Linked DNA regions of Mus musculus: region 1 is linked to region 2. Evidence: chromatin loops called from intact Hi-C (ENCODE). Cell type or tissue: heart. All regions are shown on one strand. Each heading gives the region's core, and the rest is flanking DNA. Links, peaks and the distances in the headings are about the cores only. Region 1 has its middle 8.1 kb from the start of Platr27. Region 2 overlaps D630003M21Rik (RIKEN cDNA D630003M21 gene).

What was found. A loop is a pair of places that touch in the nucleus more often than their neighbours do. Peaks named below come from ENCODE experiments on the same cell type or tissue, not always from the same donor. Only the 100,000 strongest peaks of a DNase experiment are listed, where the experiment ranks them.
Region 1: a loop joins it to region 2, with 16 times the contacts of the local background. A loop is called at or near these places in 23 of 42 quality-filtered maps.

What each region holds. Positions count from the first base shown.
Region 1 is chr2:157,603,984-157,606,886 of GRCm38, reverse strand. No RefSeq gene overlaps it. Among named protein-coding and RNA genes, the nearest start is that of Platr27, 8.1 kb to the right of the region's middle. In heart, for the core only: a CTCF peak has its summit at 1,675 (motif pointing left); no DNase peak of the experiment used is centred there; H3K27ac peaks cover 251 bases; H3K27me3 peaks cover 2,065 bases.
Region 2 is chr2:158,202,683-158,205,585 of GRCm38, reverse strand. It overlaps D630003M21Rik (RIKEN cDNA D630003M21 gene), which reads left to right. Exons shown (of 14, transcript NM_177657.5): 10 at 778-926; 11 at 2,375-2,513. Among named protein-coding and RNA genes, the nearest start is that of 1700060C20Rik, 12 kb to the right of the region's middle. In heart, for the core only: CTCF peaks have their summits at 1,061 and 1,274 (motif pointing right); DNase peaks (open chromatin) are centred at 955 and 1,264; H3K27me3 peaks cover 440 bases.

The DNA.
Region 1 (2,903 bases), core at 242-2,741, 600 kb after region 2:
CTCAGCCCTCACCTGGGTCTGGAAGAGGAGGTCAAAGGTCACCAGAGTGCTCTGGTGCAGGGGTTTTCCAAGAGTTGGTGCAGCTGAGAAGTTCTCAGCCTCATCTGGACTCAAGGATGAGGTCTGCCATGCAACCAGTGTGATCTGAGGCCAGGCTGAGATCTGGAGCCCAATACTTGCCTGTAGAACTTCAACTCACTCACCCACTCACGACTCCCATCTCCCACACTGACCCCCACCCCAGAGCAGGGCAAAGGAGGAGGGGTGGAGTCCAAGATTCTGTTCTGGTTTGCCTTCTGCCTACAGTTCATGCAAGCCTCCCCCATCCCCCACCACACACACACACACACACACCTTGGTCAAAGGTGCCTCTGTCCACCAGCCAGCACCCTTGCCTGTCTCCTCCCTCTCAACCCTGCTGTAACGTCCACCCATAGACCCCCTGAATTATGCCATCAGTTTCCTAGGGACTTCGGGCTCCCAACAGATCCCACCCAGCACCACAGACGCTTTCAGGAGAACGACTCTGATCTTTCCTTTTCTGTGTCGCTCCTGCTTGCCTGGCCTCGATGTGGCTAGGCCGCATCTCCCAGCTCATGGCTTAAACGCTGCATCGTTAGCCTTTCTCCACTTAATCAATCAATGAATCAGCTGGTTTTTAAAAAGAAATTTATTCTTTTAAAAAAATGATTATACATACATATTCAAGTACACTGTTGCAGTCCTCAGACACCAGAAGAAGGCATCAGATCCCATTACAGATGGTTGTGAGTCACCATGTGGTTGCTGGAAATTGAACTCAGAACCTCTAGAAGAGCAGTCGGTGCTCTTAACTGCTGAGCCACCTCTCCAGTCCCCCAATCGATTAATTTTTAAGACAGGATGTTTTTTATGTAACCGAGGCTAGCCTCAAACTTGCTATTTTTCAGTCTTAGCCTCTCACAAACTAGGATTGCAGATGTGCATGGCCTTGCCTAGTTCCCATTGTGGCTTCTATCATTACTATCTGTAACTGGTGCTCACTAGTTAGACCATCTCTCCCACCCCTGGAAAGGCAGACCCTGAGACAAAGCCTGGCTTCCCTGTTTCCTGCCTTGTGCCTAGCAAGCAGCAGAAGGCCTGGCCCACAGTGGGGGCTGGAAGAGTAGGGGGAGAGCACCTGATTGCACAGCACATCCTGAGAGATCCAACCTTGGACTCAGATGGCTGTCTCACTGTCCAGATACACAAAATCTGGGAATGGGCAAGACCTCTGGCTGTGCCCAGCCACCTCTGAAGTCTCGGGGTTGAGAAAGGATGTTAGAGAGGCAGGAAGGGAGCAGGAGGTATCTGTTTCCCAAGATGCCTGTGTTACAGAACATGGAGAGGAGGGGGCATGAACGGTGGCTCACACACTTCCTTAGCAGCTTCAGATCTCTGAAGGGAGAGGGGTCATTAAATCCAAGCCCTTGCTTATGAGTGGCTCTAGGCAGCCCAGTTAGGGAAAAGCACTCCCTACTTTCTCCACGTGTGCACCCATGAAGTCTAAAGAGAGGTTTTGTGTTATGGAACTGGGATTTAAAAGATTAAGTAGTCTCCTTCCACAATCTCACTTTATTTTTCAGAGCAGAGGGGATGCGATAGCCTCAGCCGGTCTGAGCGTGGTCTCTCCGCGGAGCGTTGGCGCCCCCTGGTGGAGAGCGGTGAACACGCAGCCAGACTCTTCACCTGCCTGAGACCCGACTTGACAGGGGGCGCAAGTTCTAATCACTGTCCGGAAAGTCCTTTGCGGAGAAATTCACAGACAGGTAAACACCCACCGCCCCAAAGGTGCAGACCACTCAAGTATAGGGGAGCTGCCACGATGCCAGCTCCCCTATACTTGAGCAGATGGCATTTACAAAGTAAAATGCTACTGTTGGTAGAAATGCAGATAGGGCTTTGTGTACCTAGTTCCCCTGGGGTAGGAGGATGTAGATGGGGCCAGGCTTCCCCAGGGACAAGCAAGGAGGCAGGGGCACCACCCATCTCAGCATCTCACCAGCCCTCACTCAGGCTGTGGTTTCAGGCCTCTTCTGGGTGCTCTCCCGCCCTCGGGGACTTTGGCCTGTAGGGGAGAAAGAAGAATACCAGGATCCAGTGTCCTGGTGCAAGCCCTTAGATTTGACATTAGGGTTGCTAGCTTTTCACGGTATAGACAGTGCCTTGTGCTTGCTGAGCAGTTCTTATGGGCAGAGCAGGTCCAGCCCTAGCCCTGACCTCCATGGAATTATGGTCAAAAGGAGAAAGAAACTAAAAGCTGGCTAGCTAAAATGTAATTTCTGCAACTCCTATAGGCAGAGGCAGGGGAATCCCTGGAGCAAGCTGGCTAAGTTGACTAGGTGGAATTAGCAAGCTCTGGGCTCAGCTAGAGAGTCTGCCTCAATAAATAGAGAAGAGACTAAGGAAGGAAGAAGACACCTGATGTCAACTTCGAGCTTACACACACACACACACACACACACACACACACACACACACACGTGCACGGGGCAGGGGAATAAGCAATTACACAGATAAAGCAAGGCTAGTCAATAACCCATCAATTGCTACTAACATGGGAAAGGAATAAAACCACATACCCCTATGCGGGTGGCACCAGTATGCCTTGTCCCAGAATCTCACGTTGAATTTAATCCTCATGGTACTCCATTAAGAGGTGGGACCATCACAAGGTGGCTGGGGCTCCACCCCCACTGTGTAGATAGACTTATTTGTGAGATTGGAGTTTGAAGGAATTAATAGTTTCTCAGAAGAGTGGGCTTGCTGTAAGAACCAGTGTGGCCGATTCTGCCACCTGCTTCCTGTATCTTACCTGTGCCACACCAGAACTCTGTCAACAAAGCCATCTGCAGAGCTATTCTTTGCTCCTTGGGCCAGAGCCA
Region 2 (2,903 bases), core at 170-2,669:
GTTTTTAGCCAATAGTTCTTGGGCATCCACCATGCACCCTGCTCTGGGGACCCAGCCTGAGGAACTGGCTTGCCTGTCTGTGCCCTGGTGAGGGTCAGGGTGCAGTGGCAGAGTGGCCGTTTAAAACGTAGTTATGAGGGATTGGGGATATAGATCAGTGGTGAGAATAATTGCCTAGTATACATGAGACCCTATGCTGAAAAAGGAAAGAATGGGGTGGGGGAGGGAAGGAAGACAGTACCAGCTGTGCCAGATGCTGTAAACGTAAGATTGAGTGAGAAGAGCGAGGCGGGTGAGTGGCCTCCAGGCAGAGAGCAAGCATGTGCAACAACCCTGAGGCAGAGTAGCTGCATGTCTGTGGAGCAGAGTTAGGGGGAGGCTAAGAACCACATCTCTGAGAGATGGGCCCAGGAGCTGGGCTGCGGAGCCCAGGGGAGTTTGAAGAAGGGGATCATGGGGTATACCCTTTGTTTTTTTGTTTGTTTTGTTTGTTTGTTTGTTTGTTTGTTTAAAACAAACGTTTTGGCTACAGGGAAAACCAGAGAGCATCAGAGAGCTCAACCAAGAGTCTGGGATGGGTGTTCCAGAGAGAAGAGGGAGCTAGGACCAGTGAGGTTACCATGGTGATAGGAGGGCCGTAGCTTCAGATGTGTTAGAGATTGAAGGACAGATGGAGATGCTTGGACTCAGCTGGGAAAGTCAGGCTCTCTCCCTGTGGGGATCCCTGGAAGGTGGTGAGAGGAGATTGCGCCTCAGGACACCTCCCTCTGTTGGCAGGAGGCTACCAGGTGCCTGAGCAAGTCCAAGGAGCTGATGGAGACGGTGCTGAGGGACCCGGGCCTGCTGGCTCTCCAGAGGGAAGGTGGAACTACTCTGGCCAGCTTGCAGCAAGAGGCCAGCGGGCTAAATGCTAACCCCGATGTCAGGTATAGACACCCGGTCTCCCCTCCTTCATTCCCAGTTACAGTTCAGGAGTGGGGCCGCCCTGTGAAGAGAATGCGTAGGGTGAGGCTAGGGAAGCCACCTTCTTACCCTCTGAACCTTGGGGATAACCTCACCAGCCCCTCCTTCATCTTTAGCCAGAGACAGGCATTGAAGGACTTCCGCTCTTGTCTCCCCCCTCCACACACGGATCTCTCCCTTTTCCATCTCCTGCCCCTCACAATGCCTTGTTGTTATCCACCATGTCACTGCCTCACCTGCTTCACCCAGCCCATCTTGACTACCTGAGGTCCCTCCAGACCTTTGACCTGGAGTTCCACCAGGGGGCGCTGTGGGCCCATGCTCACCGCAGCACTTTGCTGTTCTGTGCTCATCCCTGCAGCCCTTGTGGCTCCCCATTCCTTCAGGAGTTTTGGACTTTTTTTCTGATGAATGTCGGATCCGTGACTGGGGTCCCTTGAAAAGGCACCTTTCCTTCCATCATCTTTGTTTGAAAACCGGCTCCCAGGAAGGGATGGGAGACTCCAGGTTTCTCCCTTCACCAAGCACCTCCATGGGAGAAGTCCCCTGGCTTTAGATCCTCTGGCTTTGGCCAATTTAAAAATGCCTAGCAGGGCAGGTGGACCCCAGGTTCAATGCCATTCTTGGCTACATAGGAATTTGAAACCAGCCTTTGACCCTGAGTCTCTATCCGAGACAAAAGACCATCACTGGTTACAGTTGCTACCCTCTCTGCACCTGTTCCCTGCAGAATGGAGGTCAGGAAGATAGCATGTTGCAAATGGGTGAATGCCACCCAGCCTCCTGGGCCTGACACTCCACTGAATGTTTCTCATGACATAGGGAAGGTCCAAGGTCCCCTGGCTGGCCAGAACCCCGGAAGCAGTACTAGAAAGTTTCACGGTCAGGGCCTGATGCCGGCCTGGAGTGGAATGTGAGCTCTGAGCTTCTGGAAGCCCCTGCTCAGATCACTCGCTGCTCACAGCCACTCCAGGAAGTGAGTTCTGTTACTATCCCCACTTTTTTTTGGGGGGGGGGTTCGAGACAGGGTTTCTCTGTATAGCTCTGACTGTCCTGGAACTCACTCTGTAGACCAGGCTGGCCTCGAACTCAGAAATCCACCTGTGGAGCCAGAGACCCCCGAAGTGGTGATGTTGCACAAGGACCCACGCTAGCAGTTAGCAGAGTTGGGGTTCAGACTCGGATCTACCCAGCTGGCTTAATACTCCACCAAAAAGGAGAAGAATCATTTCAGTTCCTGTGGCACCCTCAGGTTTGCCACTGAGGCCCAGAGAAGGCTAGGGACCTGCTCTAGGTCACACAGTAAGTCAGTGGCTGGCAGCCCAGCTGTGGCCACAGATTAGGAGGGCAGGCACTTGCCTGATGAGAGCACAGAGAAGAACATCTTTTTCACCCTCTTGCCCCGTCCCAGGAGCCATCTGACCGAGGCTGCTGCCCTGTACAACCTTGTGGATGGTCAGCTTCATGACTTGGTCACTGCGTCCAATCAACTCCTCCGAAGGCTGGAGCTCCGCGTCCGCCTGGGCCACCTGGAGACTGCCATCCACCAGGTGAAGGGGAGGCTACAGGGGACATGGCATTTTTACAGGGCTCACTATGTTCTGCAGTTAACATATCAAGCTGGCAGGCCTTGGTGTTTGGGGCAAGGCAGAAAACATGCATTCAAACAGTGATTAAGATACAGTCACAGGGGCTGCATTTATTGAGCACTGGCTGTGTGTGTGCCCCAGACTAGTGTACTTGTGAATATCCTTGTCTTCCAGCATGGTCTCTTATCAGTGACAAAGGAGCTTTGGGGATTCCCCACCACACATGGGGAATCCAGGGCTGGCATATGCTGCCCACTGTGGTTGCACATCTGAAGTCTGAGCCTGGAGCTGTTGGTAACCCTTCACTTGGGGGTTACCTAAAATCCACACAGCTCTCTCTGCCTTGGGCCA